Regions from separate parts of the Homo sapiens genome. Here region 1 is linked to region 2. The links are chromatin loops, found by intact Hi-C in ENCODE. Cell type or tissue: Calu3. All regions are shown on one strand. Links, peaks and the distances in the headings refer to the core of each region. The heading gives the core; the rest is flanking DNA. Region 1 has its middle 23 kb from the start of FAM47B. Region 2 has its middle 140 kb from the start of FAM47C.

Region 1 (11,514 bases), core at 2,205-10,204, 1.9 Mb after region 2:
AATGTTCATGGCACTATCAATATAGTAACAAATATATGAAAACAACCTAATAATGGCTAAATCAAGTATGGTATAGTAACACAATTGAACAGTATGAAAAAAGGAAGTGAATGATCTCCATTAATCAACATGGATGCCTCATAATGTTGAGCAAAATGTATTAGACACAAAATACTATCTGATTTATTTAAATAAAAATGTTTAAGGCAGGTATAAAGGTATAATTAATGGTGGCAATGTACATTTAAGCATCAAAGCAATGAGGGGGAAAAAACAACTATTATTACCAACATCCGACTGAGGTTGGGCATTACAGGAGAGGGAGAGATGGAATATTGGTTGGGATAGGGTACAAGAGAGCTTCCTGGTGCTGTTAACAGACATTGGTGGTCAGTTTGGGACAAATTGTTGAGTTTTCCATTTCTATATCCTGTATTTTTCTGTATATATGTTATGCATTTCATGATAAAAAGAGGTTAATTTTACTGCTTATAAATTTAAAACTTATCAGGAGTAAAACTAAACAAAAAGACAAAGACAAAGGATAAATAAAATGAAAAATATTTCCCACATGTAGTAGGCAAAGGACTTACACATTACCCAAATAAAGGTCTGTTCTTTTTTATTTGGATTATTATTTCCCTGGCACTTTGAAAACCTTGGTGCTTCATGCTACTGTTCTGGTAATTTTGGAACCAGCATATTAGAGTTCTGACGGTTTTCACAGCTAGCATTTTAATAAATAAAGTACAGTGAAATGTGCAAAAAGGTTAGAGTCAGTGTCCTCTTGTCTTTGACAAGGGAGACATATCTGCCTGTATTTTCCCTAAAGTTTTTTTCAAAGAGACTATTTAAGGAGGTCACCCATAAGAAATAAATTAATGTTTGTGTGTAGAAAACACTGAATTAGGATTTAGCAACAGTTTAGAGGAATGGGCTCTGCAAGAAAGGCTGTGCCAGGCATATGGGAAATGGGGCTTAGTAAAATGAAAGTGATTGTGAATAGAGGAAAGAGCTTCTCTACAGGGCCACTCTCATTTTCTCCCTCCATATCACCCCTGTTTTCATTTGTTTGGCCAATGAAGACACCTTTCCAAACCGGTATTTGTGTGTGGAGAGGAACCGAGACCAGGGTCAAAAGATGCAACCTGGAAGCTCTGAGGGTAAAGAAAGGAATATTTCGAGGGCAGAATTAGGGAAGGAAGTGTACCTCTAGGTGGGAGACCAAACCTCATGGGTAAGAGATATAAAACTACCAGACAGAGACATAAATATGAGGAAGGGCCTGTGTCCAAATCATTCCAGTAACAATATATTTTTAGACTAGAAAGTCATTGTGAGGTAGATTGGGACACCGTGTATGCAAATATAAGGTCAATATTTTACAACAACTGTTTGTTAAGTTATGCACAAAAAAACTGACTGGTGAATGTTAGCCCCGCTAAGCCCATGGAAATTATCGAGACTCTCCTATCAAGGGTAAGGCAGAGAAAAATATGGCCACAACATTTTGATATCATAATCAAAGTGTTTTATTTAAATGCAATATTAAATAAGATGATTATTTAATAAGGTGATTAAATTGTCATTGAACATAAAATTCCCATATTAAGTAAATATTTAAATTTATTTATTTTAGATTTTATTTCCTCCTTCTGATTGAAATTCCTGGAACTGTAGGTTAGATCTTTGCTAGAAATTGTGCCTTCATGAAAAAAACATGTGCCCTAAGAGAATTACTTAATAAATGAATAAAATTAATGATTTAATATTCAGTAGCCTAACCAATAATCTGGAACAGAGAAATTCACATTTTAAGCCATATCCAGCAAGAAGAATGTCCGTATTCAGCATAATATACGAGCTAGAAAAACAGTTATATTGACTTTGATAGTAATTCTGTGGTTGATGCTTAAAATATTTTCATCAGTAACTCTGTGAAGACACAGCTTGAGATCAGGCAAGTTTGTGAACTTGACTCATGTGAAGGTTATAATTAAAAATACAATTGGGAAGGGTTAGCAAGATGTTAAAATGTCTTATAGACAGTTTGACAAAGCCATGGTCAGAAAAAATCCTTAAAGATCAGAGGTGGGAGTAATAAAACCTAAAGAGGAGATAGTAAAATAATTTTTAGGAAGATTAATTCTAGTTTACTGTATATTTCTACCTCAAGTAATTTAATCTGAAGATTATTTTCTTCTATGTACAAAATGACATATACAAGAATGTTTATTATCACATTGTTTTTAACAGTGGAAGATTGAGGGCAGCCAAAATATCCATCAGTAGAAGAGATAAAAGATGTCCAAATCCAAATTAAAGACATTAATATGCATTAGGTGGATCTGTACATACTGACATGGAAAAATGAGTGAGATATGTTGCACGAAAAAATTGCAGAACATTTTGGATTTGTATAGAAAGGTTTGGAGGCTTTTTCAGCAAGCTATTTGTAATAATCTGGAAGGTGAAGTCACCAGGGAGTTCCACTATCTACATTTATGAACACAGGTGCAGAAAAACTAAGCAATATATTTAAAAAATCAAATCCATATTGTTTAGTTTTTCAGCATCTGTGTTCATGAGTGAGTTTGGGAGGTAATTATCATTTCATAGTGTCCCTGTCAGATTTTGACATTGGGTTATGTTGGCTTTGTAGAACTTTGGAAATCTTGCTCACTTTCTGGTGGAATTTATATAATATTGGTGTCATTTAATTTGTTCCTTATTTATTTGGAAAGAAATTACTGGTGAAGCCAATTGAACTCAGAATTTGCTTTGAGAGTAGGTTTTGAATTACAGACACATTTATTAGATATAGAAACAATTGACTTTCCCTTTATTCTTATTCATTTTTGTTAAATTATGTCAATTAAGTTATTATCATAATATTGCTTATATCTTTCTATAATCACTTAATATCAATAAAATCTGTAGTAATATCTTCTTTTTAATCTTTATACTTATTATTTGTGCCTCCTCTCTTTGATTAATTTTTTTTGTTTTTTGTTTTTTGAGACGGAGTCTCACTCTGTCGCCAGGCTGAAGTGCAGTGGCGTGATTTCAGCTCACTGCAATCTCCGCCTCTCGGTTTCAAGCGATTCTCCATCCTCAGTCTCCTGAGTAGCTGGGACTAAAGGTGTGCACCACCACGCCCAGCTAATTTTTGTATTTTTAGTAGAGACAGGGTTTTACCATGTTGGCCAGGATGGTCTTGATCTCTTGACCTCATGATCCGCCCACATCGGCCTCCCAAAGTGCTGGGATTCCAGGTGTGAGCCACCACGCTGGGCCTAATGTTGTTTTTAAAAGAACCAACTTTGGTTTTGTTGATTTCATTTTATAATTGTTTCTTATTTATCGGATTTCTGCATGTATCATTATTTTTTCTTCTAATTCTTTGGGTTAATTTCCTGTCCTCATCTAAATATATAGATTGTTAATTTTCAGTCTTATTTTCTAATATTTATACTTGAGTCTATGAATTTTTATTTATTAATGTCTTTAGTTGCATGCCACATATTTTTATATGCCAACTATGTTACCATTTATTTCACAGCAACTTAAAATATCCATTGTCATTCTTGTTTGATACAATTTAGTTATAACTATACAGTTTAATATCAAATATTAAGGAATTTTTCTGTTTATCTTTTTGATACTGATTTTTTATTTAATTCTACTCTCTGCAATAAACATCATCCCTTTAAATTGTGTCAAAGCTTGTTTCATGGTCTGTAATATGGTTAATATTGATAACTTTCCAAGTACACTAGAAAAGAGTATATATTGTAACTACGGAACAGTGTTGTATATGTCAACTAGGTCAAGTTCATGAATGTTGTTCTTCAATCCCAAAGAAACTCCAGCAAGTTTTGTTTATTTATTCATAAAAATTTGACTCTAAAGGGAGAGAAACAGAAAAGATTTGGTCAATCTCAATGTATTTTATTACCCACAGGACCTTGGCCTCACAAGTTCTCACTTCTTTTATTGCTTTCTGATGCTTTTACATAGCTGTTCTTTTCTATTTTGCTTAGCTTTTATAGCTATGCTCAATGGTAGAGTTGTTTTGAAATAAGTTACTCTGTCAAAAATGAAAATGGAACTCTCCCATCACCACATTTTCCCTGTTGACATTACTATTCCAAGTAGAATGAGTACATTTTCTTAAAATATCACACAAATAATCTATTTCTGGGGTGAAAATATTTTTTCATGTTGCTCGAATTTATTATATAGTTATTTAAACAGTGTGTTTCTAGAAAACAGAATGGATAACAGAATATAAATCAAAACTCTTTCAAAAGTGTATCAATTATATGTAGGAAATGGCAGCATTTATCTAAAATCATCATGCTTCATAAGAGCTTGCCCAACTGTAGATAGAGTAAATCACTTTTCTTTTGGAGACACGTTGCTCAGATCTGAGCCAAAGTTAAGCAAACTTCAGAGAACATAGAAATCTACCCATACCTGTAGCAAAAGGTTTTCTGCCTTAAGCCAAATTGATAAATGTATGTTGCACATGTATATGGTGATTGATTGTAAATTTCTGTGTTTGTATTAACATGCCTGTGTAACATGACTATGGGTATATATATTTATGTTCATATAATTTCTTTAACGGGTATATATGGCTGGCTTATCTTTAAATATCTAGGAAGAGTTATGTATATTTGTGGCTAGGCATGCGGGATGCTAGGCCTATGAGTACATGAGTGTACACCTGGCATGGCCCAACATGTGTCTGAAAGCTGCTGTGTCCAAATGGAGGGGTTCAGGGACCTGGAGAGAAGGTATCCCAGGGTAGGGATACGGAACAAAGAAGGTAGTCACTTGATAGTGTAAATACTGGACCTTAGTATGTTTTTGGCACTTTATGCCCAATACACTGACCTTTCACCTGATCCCTTATGTTTATTATTTATATCCTTTCTCCTAAAAGGTCTTCTGCTAAAGTACACTGAAAACAATCCAATTTCTGTGGGCTAAGAAACTCCGAATGAGGCCTTGATTCCTGCTAAATTTCTAAACGCCTGTCTTTTTTCTACCCCTAGATGTGGAGCTCCATCTTTTGTTTTCAGCAAAAAGCTTTCCATGAACCACAATGCTTGCACCTATCTGGCCGTAAGTGTGGCCCCTTCCCATATGCTCTTGCTGCATTTATGAATTACATCAGGTTGAATACACTAGGGAATTTTATGATACTTTGAATACTAGTTTCAGCAACCACACTACATATTTCCTTCTTATTCACCTTCCAACCATCACAGTCTCAAAATAGCTTCCTAATATTACAGACCCAGAGGAGCTTGTAGTTCAGTACATCTACACAAGGCATAATAGGAATGCTCATTCACAAAACTCATTATGAAAGCGTCCATAATGCAATGCTCATTCACGATTTCTAGGGCCAGCAAAACACTTCCATATACTAAGACTAAATACAATAACAGGTTGGATAAATTGAACTATATGAGAGTAGAAAAGGTAGGAGATGATTTTAAATACTTACTATAATAATTAATTCTACATTTACTGCCCAACTTAATTGATATTACAGAAGAAATTCAAAAGGACATTCGAATATTCTCTCTAGAATTCGAATGAAAAAGAAACATTATTATAATTTTCTAAAAGTTGGAGAATCCCAGGAAACAATTTATAGCAGGAGATTCTGAAAGTGCCCAAATCTTGTATGGAATAAATACGATTACAAAGGAGACATTGTGGGTTCATCGAAAACAAGTCACACTGAAATAACTTTATGTCCTTTTTATGGAGTATCAGTACATTAGTATTCTAAGTGAAAGTTGTTGGCATTATTTCTTGATTGCAATAAGACATATGAGATGTACCTAACAGAATCATTTGGAGAAAATGTAGACATGAGCTAAGAATAATTAGGTAGATTTACAGCTGGTTAAATCTCCATATCCAAAGAGTATTTTTAACCAATCAGAGTTAACCTGAATCAGCTATCTTGGCAAGTAGCTATAGATCCTATTGAATTGGCAGCCTTTAGGGGGGAGTCTTGTTGCTTCCAACCTTCCCTCTGGTTCCACCTTGTGGCTACTTTTCCACTGATCATTTGCCATAGCACTTATCTTGCTTTGTGCGTATGTTGAACATCAGTTATTTAACAGAGTTGTGATTATATAACTTGGTGTGGTGCTGCTGAGCTACTTCCTGGTGCATCTGAGAATGAAAATGAATAGAACAAGTCTGTCTTCAGGACATGGATCATGGTCCAGGTCTGTAGGTATAAGTGTTAAATGAGTCCACTAAAGAGAATCAGAATAGGGAATCACTATGTTACATGCCACGCAGTTCCCATAAAATATTATTGTTTCTTCTCTGAGGCATAGCTTTTCCTGGATCACGCATTTGTTCTTATTCCCCTGATATTATTGTCCTCTTCTTTTTTCTTTTATTGCCTGCAGATTTACCTCTGTTGTTATACAGTAACACTAGCACAAATATTAGACACACTGTGTTAGTTCAGAGTTTTGTGGATTCTAAGCACATATTTATTTTATTTAAATAGACAGGCAGGTTGGGAATATCTCCTGGAAGCTGATGACACTAAGGCTCAGGAACGTGAGGAGTACTAATAAAGCTGTCACAGCTGGGGCTTTTTTGTGAAGTTTGAGCTCCAGATCAGTCTTTTTGAAGAATTATCTAGTTTGCTACCTCCTTCATTATACTGCTGAGCAGAAAATTCTCACTGTCTCCAGAAATCTAAAAGCAGAGAACACCTTGCATGCTTTCACCCTCTTGTCTAGCCATGATTCCAACACATGAATTTTCGCCAGCCTAGTCATGAGAACAAACGTGACTCATACCTCATGGGTCATCAGAACAAATTTCTCAAAGCACAGACACACTGGGTCTCAATTTGAACTGGAATACAGTGTCTTTTCCCCCAGAAGCTTCTCTAGTAACCACAGCAAAAACAATCTGAACCCCAACAATATGTACTGGATGGAGGTCGACCACATAAAGTGATCTTTGCACTTTTACTTGGCAACATCCTTTTTTTTTTTTTAACCTGCTAACAGCACCGTGCCATAGTCTATCAGGAATGAAGAAAATTTCCAGTGATCCTCCAATACACAATTATCAGCAGTTTTCATCATGACCGTCATCATAAAGAATATTTACTGAACAATAACCACAGCCTGTAACTATGTACCATGTACAATGTTAAGTGCTATACACTCATGATCTCAGTTAACCCTACACAACCCTGAGAGGCAGGAATTAACAACATTTAGTCTGTGAATAAACTGAAACCTAAGGAGGCTGCGAGCCCGACATCGCAGAAATAGTCAATTGTAGAGCTGGGATTTGAAACTGTGTCTGTCTCATGCATATAGCACCCAACACAACACTACTCATAGATCCCGACTCATGCAGCAGCAGCAACAATAAAATGTACTCTTCCTCGTATTTCTTCCCTCCACTCCTGTTGTGTAACAGATTTAAGCTGGATATGAATTATTGAACCAAATGATCTCTTTGTCTTAAAAACTTTTAGATTCTACAAACCAAATCTGCAGACTTTCCCCGTACCAGCCCAGAAAGTAGCAGAAATTAGGTATAAAGAGTAAGTCAGACCCCACACTTCCAGTGATGAGAAACATTCCAGAGCTGCAACAGAGAGGGTCTTGCTTTTATTTTGAAAGAAACTTTATGCCACACAATAAACAATGGAAACATCCCATGATAGTATTTGCCAACATGGCTCAGCACACTTTAGCAGAGAATAAACAAACACTGGACATGACGAAAGGAAATTGGGAAGAGGTCAAGTGCTATGCTCTCCCTGTACATTGATTCACTGCTCCAGGCTTTGGATGATTTGCTGTAAATTCATTTTTTCACACCATGGTTTCCTGAGGTTTGGATTGTGTGCTAGCTGTGTGGCTTGTAATTTAAGGACCATTCAGTCATTAAGTTCTTTTGAAAAAAATGCCTTCTTATGAAGCAAACAAATATAGAGCTAATAATATTAAAATAAAAAGAATTGAATAATATCTTATTTAATAGATTGTATTATAATAGATAATGCCCAATAGAAGCATGTGGGATAGTGGATTTCTCTAATGTTACATGAATATGTGCAGGTACTACATGCAAATCAGAAAATCCTGAAAATATGACAAATAATGGCACTCACAATCTTGATCATTGTACATTTTGACACCCAAGGCTTTAATGAGGCAACAGTGAAGTCATCATTTGATGAATGCTGAAGGTTTTTAGATTTCCTCGAGGTTATAGAAACAAAATTTGGATGGCTATTTCTATGTTAAGTGACAGTGCAAAAATACCTCAGGCCTCTGACTAGTTTTGTTGCTCTCCAATGCTTGTTTCACAAAAATTGCTGATGACATGGCATTAACAAGTTTTATTTTTGCTGTCAGTTATTTTATTTGCCTATCCAGATGCAATTATAAACTAAAAAGACAAAATTATGCACTATATATCATGTCAAAAATAACCATTACTTTTCCTAAAATATTACTGAAGTAATTCTCAAATAATTCTTTATTGGTTCTTTTGAATTTTAATAAGTGAAGTAAATCTTACTGACTAAAATTCAGGGTACGTAATAACTAATTGATAAGCACTTAAATTAGTGGCTGGAAGGTAAGTAAAATTATTATTTCCAAAGTGGATCCACAGTTCATTAACCGCAATTGTCATTTTCTACTATGTGATGGAAGAAAGTCACTTTACTTAAGATTAAATTAACATCTGATGTTACACAAATGTTCCATCAACTTTCTTAATGGCTTATTTCAAAAATCATGTATTAGAGAAACCAGAAAAAGTTATATCTTTCAGTTTAAACTCAATGTACAGAATCAATGTGTCCCTCTCTTCACTTCCAACAATGTAATGAATTTTAATAGCCACTTCTATCTACCCTGTTGCCAGGTCAGGCAGCAGCATTATTCCATGTTTGTCAATTAAGACGTAACACTAAATGGAGATTATATGTCTAAACATGCTCCAACTAGTGACAGACCTTTGATCTAGAACTCTGAGTCATGGGCCACTATTTCCTCTGATGAAAACTAGGCTGTTCTATTTTCAGCTCCAGGTGATAAGATACTGCTTGTCCTGTTACCTCAAGCCAAAGATTTGACACAATGTAGCAGCAAGGTGCTTATGACACTAAATGTTTCCTCATGAGCCATATGGAGATAAAAACATTTTTTCTCCCTGTGCACAGGGTCTACATAGTCTTCAGAGATATTGACACCCTTGATTTAATCAGATGGTTAAAGAGAGTTATAATGGAATCAGATACAGAAGAGTCTTGGGCTCCAGTTTATCTAACACTTAGTTTCTATATAAGCTCCTAAAGAGGAAGTACTCTTGCCATATTTGTCTTTCCTATCTCCTGGTGCAGGTCAGACTCAGGCAGGCATTTAGTATATTATTGCTGACTTGTTTCACTGTCTTGACTCCTGGACAGCCTGGTGCCTCAAAATAGAAGATATCTGAGGTCATGACTGCTATATATGCTGAGACTGCCTTCTAGTTGCCGGATATAATCAGAAATGATACGGATAATGAAGGTAGAGATGTATGTGTGTGCTTTTGTGTGTGTGTGTGTGTGTGTGTGTGTGTGTGTGAGAGAGAGAGAGAGAGAGAAAGAGAGAGACAGAGACAGAGATACCGTTCCCATCTGTGTTTTAGGAGTGCATGCCAATTTCAAAACTGTATGAAAAGCAAGTCTAAAAGCATTTTATTTATTCCATTTATTAATTAAATTCCCCTCATCTTGGGATAGGCCAAACTGCTGTAATAGATAAATCAATATTTCACAATAAATGTGTAAAATATGAATGCAAGACAATAAAAATGCATTTAGTTATCTAGTAATTACAGTATTTTGGAACATAAAAAGACCTCGACCATCATTTATTCCAATTCCTTTATTTTATGAATGAAAAAGCTAAGGCTCAAAGAAGAGAAATAACTTCCTCAAAGTGAAACAGCGAGCAAGGACCAAGAACTATTGACTTCTAGTTCAGTGATTCTTGCACCTCACTAGGCTGCCTTACATGCTAGTAGGTCACTTTCCCATTTCCAACCTCATGATGGGCATCAGTGAACTCACCAGACCAAGAATAACAGAGAAACTCTTTTTTTGCCCTTTATGTTGTATCTGTAGAGAATTTTCTCCAAGCCCTGTGATTTAGCAAGATACTTCTAACCCAGTTAGTTTTAATCATTTTTTTGCATTTTATAATAGGCTTTTATTATCATTTAATTAATTTTCAAATTCAATTTTCAGATATTTCACTGGATGGTTGGTCATTCTCTCTTAATTATATCCACATTAGAGTAATCTGTCTTTGATACAGATTGTTAAAAGTGTTCCTTTTTTCTGGAAAACCATCCAGGATAATTTATACTCATCAAAACAGAGTACTTGCTTTTGGGTAATAGTGTAGGCAACATTTGAGATCATGTTTATCAAAATACAAAGCAAAGCTGCATTTTAAAGGACCTGGCTTTGTGTCTGGAAATAATAGTTGCTCAAAACAAATGAAGCTATTATTTTGAATAATAATACTATCACTAGTTTCGAATTACAGTCCTTAAATTTTCCTATTCCACATCCTTCTCATAGATAATTTCTATTGTTTCTATTTTTGTATGTATCATCCACTAGTCACTGGTGATCGTTACCTTGTGCTTAGGAAATTAGGAAACCAGCACAATAAAATAATAAAGTCACATCTATCTACCATGAAAAATAGATGTGAAACAACTCCTCATAAATTTACATAGTCAAGAGTGGCAGCCATGTCTGTTTGTTCATTTCCATTATAGGATGTTTCAGGTTTTCATAATGTTATCAACTGACAAACTATTTCCTCCAACATCTTATTGTTTCTAAAGTAAAATTGATTTCCTTGGTTTAATGTCGTTTTCCTTCTGTAAGTGAAAATTATTTTCTAACAAGAGACAATAGTTTTCTTTGAATCATCAGCAAATATGGTGATGAATATGTTAATAATATACTGTAAGCATCAGTAAAGTATTGAGTTCAAGATGAGTAAAATAGTACACTTGAGGGTCACAGTCTAGGATCTATATTGTGCATTTTCTAAAAATACTTGCTTAATATTTCTTTCTTTCTTTCTTTTTTTTGAGACCAAGTCTCACTCTGTCATCCAGGCTGGAGTGCAATGGCGTGATCTTGGCTCACTGCAACCTCTGCCTCCTGGGTTCAAGTGATTCTCTTGCCTCAGCCTCCCAAGTAGCTGAGATTACAAGTGTGCACCACCACACCTGGCTAATTTTTGTATTTCTAGTAGAGAGGGGGTTTCACCATATTGGCCAGGCTGGCATTGAACTCCTGACCTCAGGTGATCCGCCCGCCTTGGCTTCCCAAAGTGCTGAGAGGCGTGAGCCACCGCACTCAACCAATATTTTAAAAATATTATTGGAGAAGTCAAATTATGTGTAAGAATGCTTTTT
Region 2 (11,514 bases), core at 1,202-9,201:
CTTGGGTTTTGTTGAGTTTCTCAGATCTGTTATAGTTTTCAGCTAATTCAGAATTTTTGGCCATTATTTCAATGAAAGTAAATAATTTGTGCAGAATTTCTTGTTTGATTAAATAGACATTTCAAATGAAGTGTTGGTAGTGGCAAAGATGAAGAGGTTCCTTTTAAGTTTTCATTTATAAAATTCTCTATTTTTTTCAATAAAAAGGCATCACTTATGTAATTTAAACCTTAAGAAAAAAGCAAAAGAAAGACAGAAAGCAACGGAAGAAAAGTACTCTGGAACATGTCAATGTAATCATTGAAAATATGTTGTTCATTATAGGGCATGTCTTATTTTTTGACACTCCCCATAAGGGGGAAAATTCTTTTGTAGTTCAAGGATTGAGTGCTATTGAGTAATTATTTTGTTTCATTCGGCCAATCTTTTAAATTATGAAACTGTATAAATTTAATACCTTATATTAAATGTTAGAAATGTATTTCCCACAAGCTATAAGTCATAACTGAGTTATGATTAATTTTAGCCTAATTCGTGGGTATACTTTGTCATCATTCTTCATTTTTTGTTTTCTCTTGGTACAATTTTTTAAGCTTATGGTTTATTTTCTAACCTTCTATATTATTTAAATAAACTTTAAAAATATTTTATTTGTAATTATTATGGGTACATAATAGGTTTTTATATTTATGGGTTACATTTGATTTTTTTTTGATACCGACATTGTATTAATCCATTTTCACACTGCTTTAAAGATACTATCTGAGACTGGGTAACTTATAAACAAAAGAGGTTGAATTGGCTGGCAGTTCGCATGGCTGGGGAGCCCTCAGGAAACTTACAATCATGGCGGAAGGCAAAGGGGAAGCAGGTAGTTTCTTCACAAGGCAGCAGGAGAGAGAGAGAGAGCACAGGGGAAACTGCCACTTTTAAGCCATTAGATCTCTCACTATCACAAGAACAGCATGGGGAAACCGTCCCCATGATCCAATCACCTCCCACCAGGTGTCTCCCTCGACACATGGGGATTACAATTTGAGTTGAGATTTGAGTGGGGACACAGAGTCAAACCATATGAGGCACCAACCTTCTATATTTTTTAAAGCTTTCTCAAATCCTTTTGGAACAACATGGTATAAATATACAAATTAACAGGCAAAACATGATTGAGTGGTTAGTTCTATAATGCTATCATATGTGAATATACCTGATTTATACTGGTATAAAGACTATACTTGTCAAGGTGCCTAAAATATTTATGGCAAATGGTCAGGTTACACTTTCACAAATAAAACAATTCTTCTTCTTTAGCTTTCCATCTCTTAAATTTTATACATATCACTTCACTTTATAATATGAAAATAGTAGACAAAGCAGATGGCCATTATTTTCAATCTCATACTGTTTTACTTGAATTACATTTCAGTGTCTCTGTTAGAGACTTGAGAATTGTCTTAATCTTTCAATGAAACTAGGGAAACATGCTAGCAGCAGCAAAAATATTCACACAAACCACTTCTAAGGGGTACTACCCTTGCACATGTCCCATTGATTTGATTATCATGTCTGGGTTAACAATTTGATCCATACTTAGTGGTGTAAAATAGCAATCAATTAAAATTATTATCTCTTTATAGTTTTGGGGTTTGACTGAGCTCAGCTTGGTGGATTTCAGTTGAAGTCTCTCATGCTGCTGCACTCAGAAAGTGGCTGGAGCTGAAATCTTCTAAAAGCCTTCTTTACTGCCATGTCTGGTGGTTGATGTTAGTTTTTGGTTGGAGTCATAGCAGGGGCTAACAATAGAATCATCTACGTGTGGCCTTTCTATGTAGCTAGGTCTTCCTTACACCATGGCATCTTTGTTCCAAAGGCAAATGTCCTGAGAGAGCCAGTCAGAAGCAGTATTACTTTTTCTAATCTAACCTCAGAAGTTGCACAATGTCACTTCAGCTGCAATCTTTTTATTAGACTTTGGTCACTAAGGCCAGTCTATATTTAAAAAGTAGTGGGGTGGGAAATTTTTCCCATCTCTTGATAGGAAACTTGTCAAAGAATTTTCAAATATGTTTTAAAACCGTACACTCATCTTGCTTCTGTGATATTGAGACTTAATAGTTCCAGTTTTGGATGGCTACTTTTCCTCTGCTAGGCTTCCCAAATTGCTTATTAGTCTTTTTACCTGCATCAAGATACATTATTCTAAGCCTATGTTCCTCATAAAAACTTCACCACACAGCATACAATATAATGACCAGTAACTCTATATCTGTTGTCATTGTGCTTTGCCTTAGGAAAGTTTTCTCCTAAGACAATATTGCTGGATTCTGTCTCAACATTGTGTTTCAAGGGGATAACATGCAATATCCAGATTAATAAGAGTTTTCCCTCCTAGTCAGTTATGGTAAAACTTTGGTATGGCTAAAAGCTTCTCTGGATCTGTTGCTTTCTGATGTCATTTCAGGTTTCTGGAATGGTTAAAGGTTTCTCTTGATCTGTAGGTTTCTAGAATCAATTCAGGTTTTTGCAAGTTTGCCATTTCACTGCTTTTAGTTCTAGAGGGGCTACTCTTGACTGATACTCAAAGGCAAGAAGACACACCACTGAGGACCAGGTACTGCTATGCTGAGTGAACTAAGTTGATTTCAGATTTTATTTAAATGTAAATCTGTCTGGCTGCATAGATTTTGCTCAATAGACCAATTTATTCATGGCATGATTCCAAGAATCAAAAGTTTGAGTGCCACTGTAGGCGTATGAGATTACTGGAGAGTCAACAGATTGACTTGCATAACTACTGTACCGTATGACCATGCTTCCGAGAAATTGCTGCCTAAAACAGTACTCCTTGCCTTTTGATATTTGAATCCTTGAAAACATTCAACAATACAAACTTGCCATTATTTAAGGCAAGATTCAAAATATTTCTACAGTTAGAGGGGTCATGAGAATTACAGAAATAATAATACTTAATAGAATTTTTGTTAAATACATACTTAGTATTAGTGAATATTTTACAGGCTGTTTCTGTGCATGTGTATGTAAATAAGTTGAATGAAGTGAAGCACATTTGCTAAATCAATACTATTCTATGGTTTGTATATATAAACAATTCATTTGCAATTGAATGTAACTTGATCATTCAACTGGTATTAAGTGATTTTTCTATTGTTAACCTATAAGTTAATGTTTTATTTGAAGCAAGATTGATTTTTGATCATCGAATGGCAAGTTTCAAATTGGGTTGGAATCCTACAGTATGGAATTTAATTTATTTTAATTAAATTAATATGTCCTGTTTGAAAATATTCAAATTATTTTGTTTTGCACAGCTATATATAATTTCAAACAGAGGAGGGACTTCCCCCTGTGCTAAACTTTAGAACGTATTTAAGGAGGATAAAAATACAAGCACTTTATAGTCACATGCTTGTGAAAATTGCCTTTGAAATAATTAATGAAGTGGGAAAAATGAGATTTTAATAATGTGGAATATAAATCAGTTTCTGGTAAGATTTGGTATTTGTACAACATTAGGGAATATTTAGTGTGCAAATATGTTTGATAGTATACTTCGTGTTATGTTAGCATTTCTATTAAAGACCCTAGAGCATTTTAAATAGACATTAAGATTTTCAGTTCTCTTCTCTGATTATGGAAATGCTCACATCTTATATCTGGCATTTTTTTCTCACAGTTTTAGGATAGATACAATACAGAATTAGAGGGCAAGTGAATCAGACTGCACAATGGAAAAATGGAGATGACTATAGGTTGGGAATTCTTAATAAATTCAAAAATGTACCTATAAAATATATCATCTCTATCTATTTTGTCCTTTCATCCTAAAGGATAAGGTTTCCTGTGGCTGAGAGCCTTTGTATAGTACTTTCCCTCTCAGAGTTATCAATCAAATATCTATCTTGTGGTAGAACAAATCAGAGAACCTCATTCTGAACCCAAACACTCAGACCCATATAACATATCAGGGTAATCAATGTCAGAAATACTAGTATTCTTCCTGGTTGCTGTTTCACTGTCACAAATTGACACTGTTATCCAAATGTGTTTATCAATCACTTCTCACTGAACTAACAGATTAGTCTCTTTTTTCCTTCGTCTGTAAACTACAATTGACTTAATTTTCCCTGGGCATTCATCTGTCTGAGAAGTGATTGTAACTGGTTATGGAAGACCTAAGTGATAGTCATTAATATTCTAAATTGGATTATGCCACTAGATGGCAGCCTTGCAAAGCTAGTATTGTCTTTCAAAGTATTTTCCAAACTGTAGACTATGAAGTGTTGGCCCGGTGAAGCGAATATATTATTCCTTACCCTATCCATGTAGGACTTTAGGTTTGTACTTCCCAATGGTACAAGGAAAATAGAGCATAGAGGAAGAATAGGGAAATACTGCCTGTATCTGGCTAGGAAATGTTTGAAAGGAGGAAAAAAGAAGTGAGAGAGGAAAAGAAGAAAGCAATCACCAATTTTCTCACTTGTTGCTGCAAGGTATAGGAAGGAGATACTTATGATAAGGAATGATTACATTAAAGTATAGAAGGAGGAGGAGATTGCTTTTACTTTCCATTGAGAGAGCCAAGAAAAGGTCACTCTTGGGATGCTGTTTTCATACCAACCTTGAGCAATGACTTTAGGAACTTGGCCTTATAATGGATGTGACAGAGGTAAGCCCTGAAGTTTTATTTTCCTGAAGCAACCTCAATTTCCATGTGGCACAGGCATGAGCTGGGATCTGGCTGGCCTGACAAGGGACTCAGTGTAGCTGGTGAACCAGAAATAATGATGGTGGATCAAAAAGTCTGGGAGGCGGAGGTTGCAGTGAGCCAAGATCATGCTACTGCACTCCAGCCTGAGTGACAGAGCCAGACACAGTCTCAGAACAAACAAACAAACAAACAAACAAAAAACAGGTCTGTATTGGTACCAGCAAGCCACACCAGGATCATGAACTGCCAGCTGTATGGACTGCTGGGCAATTGGAGATGGTTGGCAGGTAAGCAGAAATACAATACTTTCTTGCCAAAATTTCACATTTTGTTTATTCATTAAGCAATCTCACGATTGATGTAAGTCTTTTATTATACTTCAGAGCTCCCAAATTTTTGCATTTTTTCCAGCTTACAGGTACCTCAGTGAAGGGACTGCTTTTTTTGAGCCCTTACTTTGCCATTTTTTCTTCAACTTTTATACATTCAGATTTACTTTCCTGAAATACTTTAATGAGAATGCCTCTTGTTTGCTGGAACAACAATCAATTACTCACAAATTGTGCCCATCTTCTTTTAGCTGACAGTCATATCTTAAGAGTTGTAAAAGAGAATTTCTTCCTGCTACTCTGGTGAAAGAACCTGGTAATCCAGCTAGACTCAAATACTCATCATTCTATGATGACATGTTGTTCTTACTGTATTAATTTCTGTTTCCATGTTGTTTACCTTGTCTAGAATTCAATCCTTACCATTCCTTTGTTAATATTTGGCCATCCTGAATGCTGATTGGCCTCCTCCACCTTGTTGGCTTGCCTGCTCAACCCAGTTCTTCTTAAGATATAACTTGATTTCTGCCATTTTGTGAGTCCTACTACATACTGTCATATAGAGTCAATTCCCTTTGTTTCTTTCTGATCGTATTCTTGGAGGAGACTGATTTTGACAGTAAAAAGGAGCTAAAGTCTTAATTGCTTTACATCCCAGCTTACACTCATAATACCCTGACTAAAAATTTAGTCTTCCATTTTCTCATCTAAATTTGTCATTAATATTACATTCATCCAAGTGGCTTAATATTTTGAATATGTGGTTCTCTCATTAAGTGAAGAATTGGGATGTATATTACATGTTTTTTATAGGACTAAAACAAATCACTGAGTCACTCATTTAGAATCTTCTCTCAAAACCTTTTTAATATTGGAAGATAATACAAGAGAGTTGGAAATCTTTGGTTGTAGAATGGATCTTACATCCCTCAATATTTGCATGGTGCTAAGGGTAAAGAAATTCAAAAGGTCTTCTTGATTGTCAGTTATCATTAGTTATCAATCCACCTTTTAAACTCAAAATTGTCTCTCTGACACAACCCCAAGAGCTTATGTAGCTATAATTTTTAAAAAGCAGTGGGTTTTCAAATAACAAAGTTATATATTAACCAATAAAGATTATTAGTAAGTTAATTCTAGAAAACGTGCCACTTAACTACAAATACCTGTCAAGTAGTGATCTTCTTTGATATTATTGAAATTTCACAGTACAGTCCCAGTCCAAAGCATATGAGTTCCAATGCAGTATTGGGTACTTATCATAAACAATTGTTGCTAATTCTGCTGGCTGTGGCCCTGCTACTTTAATAATATTTCTCCATTGAACCATAATAAATAACTGTGATCTCTGTGCTTCTCGTATTGTGCTCCATTATGTTCCATAACCAAAACAAATAAACCTACATACACTTTTAAATATCTTATGGTGGATTTTATTTAGAATTCTATACCAAAATGCTATTACTTTTATTATTTCTCATAAATATGCTCACATGCTCAAATTGGCCATTTCTCATAAAACCACTTTTGGGTTTTGAATGATTTTAGTTTCACCCAAAATGTTGTTAAGCATCTGACATAGGCTTATTAAAAACATTGTGGGTTTCTATTATTGAAGTTGCTAAAGAAAAAGGTATATTGCCAACAAGTCAGGCTATACAATGAAAACTATTTATTGGAGAATTTGAGTCACCTATGCATGCAGAAAACTGATAATTCTCAGTAGTTCAAGAATTTGACCCAGCTGTCAAGGATAGCATTGAGTGTGAATCATTAGGAGCACTTGTTCTTCACAGAATCATTAGGGGCACTTGTTCTGCACAGAATACAGAGAAGTGCTGAAAAGAAATTAACACCATGTCTCTAAATGACATTTAGGAACAGTAGAGAACTTACGGATGCCAGAAACTACAAAAAACATACTAGGGTAACCCAGGCAAGGACAGAGAGATTCCAGTTTACAGAATAATAATTCTGAGTCAGAACAGGTTCAAAAGAAATATAGATTCCTAAGTCAGCATTGCTCATCTGTCATTTAATAGATACTACCCTGCTCTGTCTTTTCATATATACCTCATACCTTATTGACAAGAATATGAAATCTGTTGTATTAAGTTGAATGATGAAAGGATGAACCTCATGGCAAAGTTTTAAAATGCATAGATTTATGTTAAAGTTAAGCAAATCAGTGACTCTCAAGGGCAAGTTAGGACCAAAATCTGCTAAGTTAGTCAGATTTCCCTTTATATTTATAACTGTTAGGCAGAGAACAGATTGAGAATGTATACGTTTGGGGGAATGAACTACACATTGTGGAGGGTGTAAGCCTTGTCTTCTCGGAATTCAACATAACTGTATTTGCTGATCTGGGGAGATGCACATTATGGTAAACATGATTTCTTGTAGATGCCTTTATTTTCCAATATCATGCCATGGCAATTCAATTCAATTACTATTCTTGAAAATGGGCAGGAAATCTCTTTCTTTTGCATGCCTTTTGTAAGCATCAAAAGGCAGCATTACTAATATGTTTCTTACAAACCCATCCAATTTAACTTTACAGATGTTCTCAATCCTTAAGCTAGATACTGTATATTAACAGAGTAGAGCAAAATTCCAAAGTTCCAAGGTGGTTTCATTGTTTTTGAACCAGAGATATTGAAGAAATTAACACTTTTGTGAGAGCTAAAGACCTAACACTCTAAGAATTACTAAGAGCCTGAGGCTTACCTAACGTTAAGTGAATAAGTATCTTCTAGAAACTTCACTAAGCCAGCAGTTTTTATTAACCTGGATCATTATATGGGCATAGATTGGAAATATGTTTGTTGTCTTGGTTACAATGACTTGGAGATGCACATCTATCCCAAAAGGGCCCTTTCTAGGACTGTCCTCAAATTAGCATGATTGAATATCCTTGATAATGCTGAGAAGCACTAAATCTTTAATAATTTTTCAGGTAATGATAAAAGTCATCATTCTGTGACAAGATTGTACTTCAAAAGTGCAGACAGGCAGGATGAGTAAAAAGCCTGTAATCATCAAATGAAGGAAAAATGAAAGTTCAATGTTCTAATTGATTTAATGGGGACAGTCATTCTATTGATTGCTTCATCTTTCATTTCCTCCTTTCAAACCTTTTGTGTGCCATTATGTAGAAGAGGGTTAAAACCATTATCTAAGACAATGCCAAACCCATCCTTCCCAAACAGAGTCAGATACTCAATTTCTAAAACCCTGAGAGGGTAAGGCTTTGAGGTTTTTGTTCAGGTTTAAGCAATTCAGAGACTGGTAAGGAAAGTGAAGATAATTTAGACTAAATAAGATTTGTATTGCTGTTGTGGGAAAGAAACACAAATGTCTCAACAATTTTATTAAGGTTCAAGATTTTTTTAAAGAATCTTCATGATTCTTTTGCATTTATTTTTTTACCTATCATGAAACTACTTAAAATCTGTTCCCAGTAGGAGAGACAGAAATGATAATAAGGATGAACCAGAATATAAAGACACTACTGGGAAAATTATTGTCTACAGTAAAAAGGACATACAATTTAGACAGTAAATGGTAGTCTTGGCTTGTGGAAAGTGCATATGTTGCTTAGCAAAAGTCAAATTCATTTCTCCTTTCAAGAAGGTGAGTAAACCTCTGAAACCATCTGCAGTCTCTTACAAATAAAATCATTGTAAATATTTTTAAAGTTGAGAAGTAAAAGTCCTTTTTTTTTAACTTCAGTCAATAGACTAAAAAATAATCTTTTAAAATTTTTCTTTTTCAATTTTTTGGACCAGAAACACTGATTCAGTCACCCCTGATTATTGCAGTGCCTGCAAAGTGCTTCGTGTAACAATTTGTCTCAATACATTTATTTACAAGCAGGTCATATGATATATAGGTGGGATGCTCTGACTTTCACTGTTGCTTGAGGGAGACTTTGACAGAACATGGTCAGTTCCTGCTTGGACAGCAGATTCTGGCAATGGAAACTCCGGCTCATAGACATTTCAGATTTACTGAAAAAATGTTGCTGAAAACGGCTGACATCTGTATCCTCCCCCAAACCTCTGTATTATCTAAACCAACAAAAAAATGGTGAACAGTTTTTGAAAAGGAAAATACTGGAAATTATTCTAGCTCTAACAAACTTACAGAATAATTAAATATATTTCTTTGTAAGTTGGATTTTTTTATAATCCTATTTTTTTCAAACTTCTGCAATACTTCTACCATCAGTTTGAATACCTCCCAAGGAAAATTTCCAAAATATGGCATAACAACACTGGATATGGAAACAAGCAGTGAAGAAAACAATTGTTATGCTGTGCCTAGGCTGGGTCATGTCTTCCCAATTACCAGACCATCTCCCACCTTCTCAAGTTCTTTAATAACCATCAAAAAATTGAGACCATCACATTGCTTAGGCGCACAGCAAAGCTGACATCTGGCAATATATTTACCCAATGAAACACGGGCTGGAAATGCTAGACTGTATTTATTTTGTCTGTGTTCTTCCTTCCACTATTTTCTTTTGCTCTTCTGACTGATTCCTATCTCCTGCCTACTGTATCTCAATTTTTTCAACCAGGATTCTTTGAATCCTCCTGTCTCTTCTCCACCACTCCATTTCAATTTTAACAAGTGCTAATATTCTGTCCAACACTTGACCCAGATTCTTGCTCCTTGCTTAGGCAACACAGAGATGCATTCTGGCTGCTGTACAATTTTCAATTTTTCCAGCTCAGAGAGTTCACAGTTCTGCTCCAACTCTGGAGACAGGGAGGTGGCTGGGGTCTTGCTATGCTAAGTGTGAACAGCAGCATCAGCATCTGCTGGGAGCTTATTAGAAATAACAAATCTAAGAACTCACTCCACACCTATGTAATCAGAATCTGCTTATATATGTTTTCACAAGATTCTCAAGATGGTTCTGTCTGTGCATTAAGCATAAAGTATGAGAAGCACTGGACTAGATCAGTTGTTCACAAGATTATTTTTAACAGCACATGCTTTGTAATAAAACAAACATTTAATATATGTGCTCCCAAAATATGAATGTAGCAGAATGTCTCTGCTAAAAAAGAAAACTTCCCTGAATTTCTTCGTGCTTCTTCAAGAATCCCCTGCCTTCTGAGACACAGAAATGTATATGATGTAAAGATAGAGAATGTTTGCTTTTATTTTCCCCAGAAATACTTTACTCTTTACATACCATGAGATCTAGATCTGTAGTCATTTGCCTAGTTAATTGATCTGGTCTGAAAAGGTAATAAAAATCTCTCAACTCCCTTAGAGTGCTAAATGTTTGCATACCTGACTAGGTCCCCTTGTTAAGTTCCCAAGGTGCAGGAAAGACTGCAATAGCTATGCCTTTGGGTATTTACATTTCCAGGAGTATTGAGGCTGGAGAACTTGCAGACATCTCTAGGTCCCAAATTCTGAGACACATGTAGCCCTCTGGCTCCTGCAAACATTTTATTTACATATCAGTGAATTGGAGTTAGGATTCAGACCAATTAATTTTCCAAGAACACCCTTTCAAGAGGGGTAAGGAAGAGCTGCTTCTTCCTCTTTATAAGCAAAGAGAAATATCTTTCCCATCATCTTCTCCCTTGCCTATGGAATGCTTGGCTACTTGTGTAGGACAGTTGGCCTTATTCTTATTGTGTAACCCCAGAGGTAAAGCCTGAGGCAAGGTAGAGCAGAGGATGAACTTATAATTAGGAAATTTGTCTCTGATCTGGAATACCTTTTCTGTGCTTTCAGGATAAAATGAATAAATATGAATATTGAAAACCCAACAGTCACATTGGAAGTTTTGACTGAGGTGCCAGGATACAATAGATATCCAAATATTCAATGATATTCAATGAATATACAATGATATTCCAAAGTGAGGTTGCTGGACCAAAATGCAAATTTTCAAAGAAAATGAGAGGTTGGAATTTTTTCCAAACTTGAAACACTTTAAAGGTATCAAAGAGTTGAACAGATTTGTCAGAGTACATTTGTGAGATTTCTTTGGAGAAGCTATTGTTATGCTGTGATCTCACCTATTCACCGCCACTGATCTCAAGGTGAATAGGTGGGAACGGTCAGATCTCACCTCAAGCCTAAGGAGAAGGGTTTTAATAAAACCACTGAGATTATGATATATGTTCCTTAAGGTTTAAGAGTCACAGAGAACTGTATTCTCACTATGGACTAGGAAATCACAAAGACAAGTGAGATGGAATGGCAAGTTATTATGTGGGAAAGCAAAGGAGAAGTGACTGTATTAGAATCACCCAGAATTTGTTGAAGGGAGATGTGTGTTTCCCATGAATCAAAAGTAAGAGACAGTAGAGCCACCTAGAGTTTTTTGTTGTTGTTGTTCTTGTTTACTGTGAAATTCTAAAACAATATTTATTCACCAATTCACAGAAAGTGTCGTAACGACCACCAGCGTGAATCAGTTTG

The links. A loop is a pair of places that touch in the nucleus more often than their neighbours do. Peaks named below come from ENCODE experiments on the same cell type or tissue, not always from the same donor. Only the 100,000 strongest peaks of a DNase experiment are listed, where the experiment ranks them.
Region 1: it touches region 2 in a loop (5-fold over the local background); 2 of 110 quality-filtered maps call a loop at or near these places.

Annotation. Positions count from the first base shown.
Region 1 is chrX:34,913,610-34,925,123 of GRCh38, reverse strand. No RefSeq gene overlaps it. Among named protein-coding and RNA genes, the nearest start is that of FAM47B, 23 kb to the left of the region's middle. In Calu3, for the core only: a CTCF peak has its summit at 6,061 (motif pointing left); a DNase peak (open chromatin) is centred at 6,073.
Region 2 is chrX:36,860,064-36,871,577 of GRCh38, reverse strand. No RefSeq gene overlaps it. Among named protein-coding and RNA genes, the nearest start is that of FAM47C, 140 kb to the left of the region's middle. In Calu3, for the core only: CTCF peaks have their summits at 4,047 and 4,247 (motif pointing right); no DNase peak of the experiment used is centred there.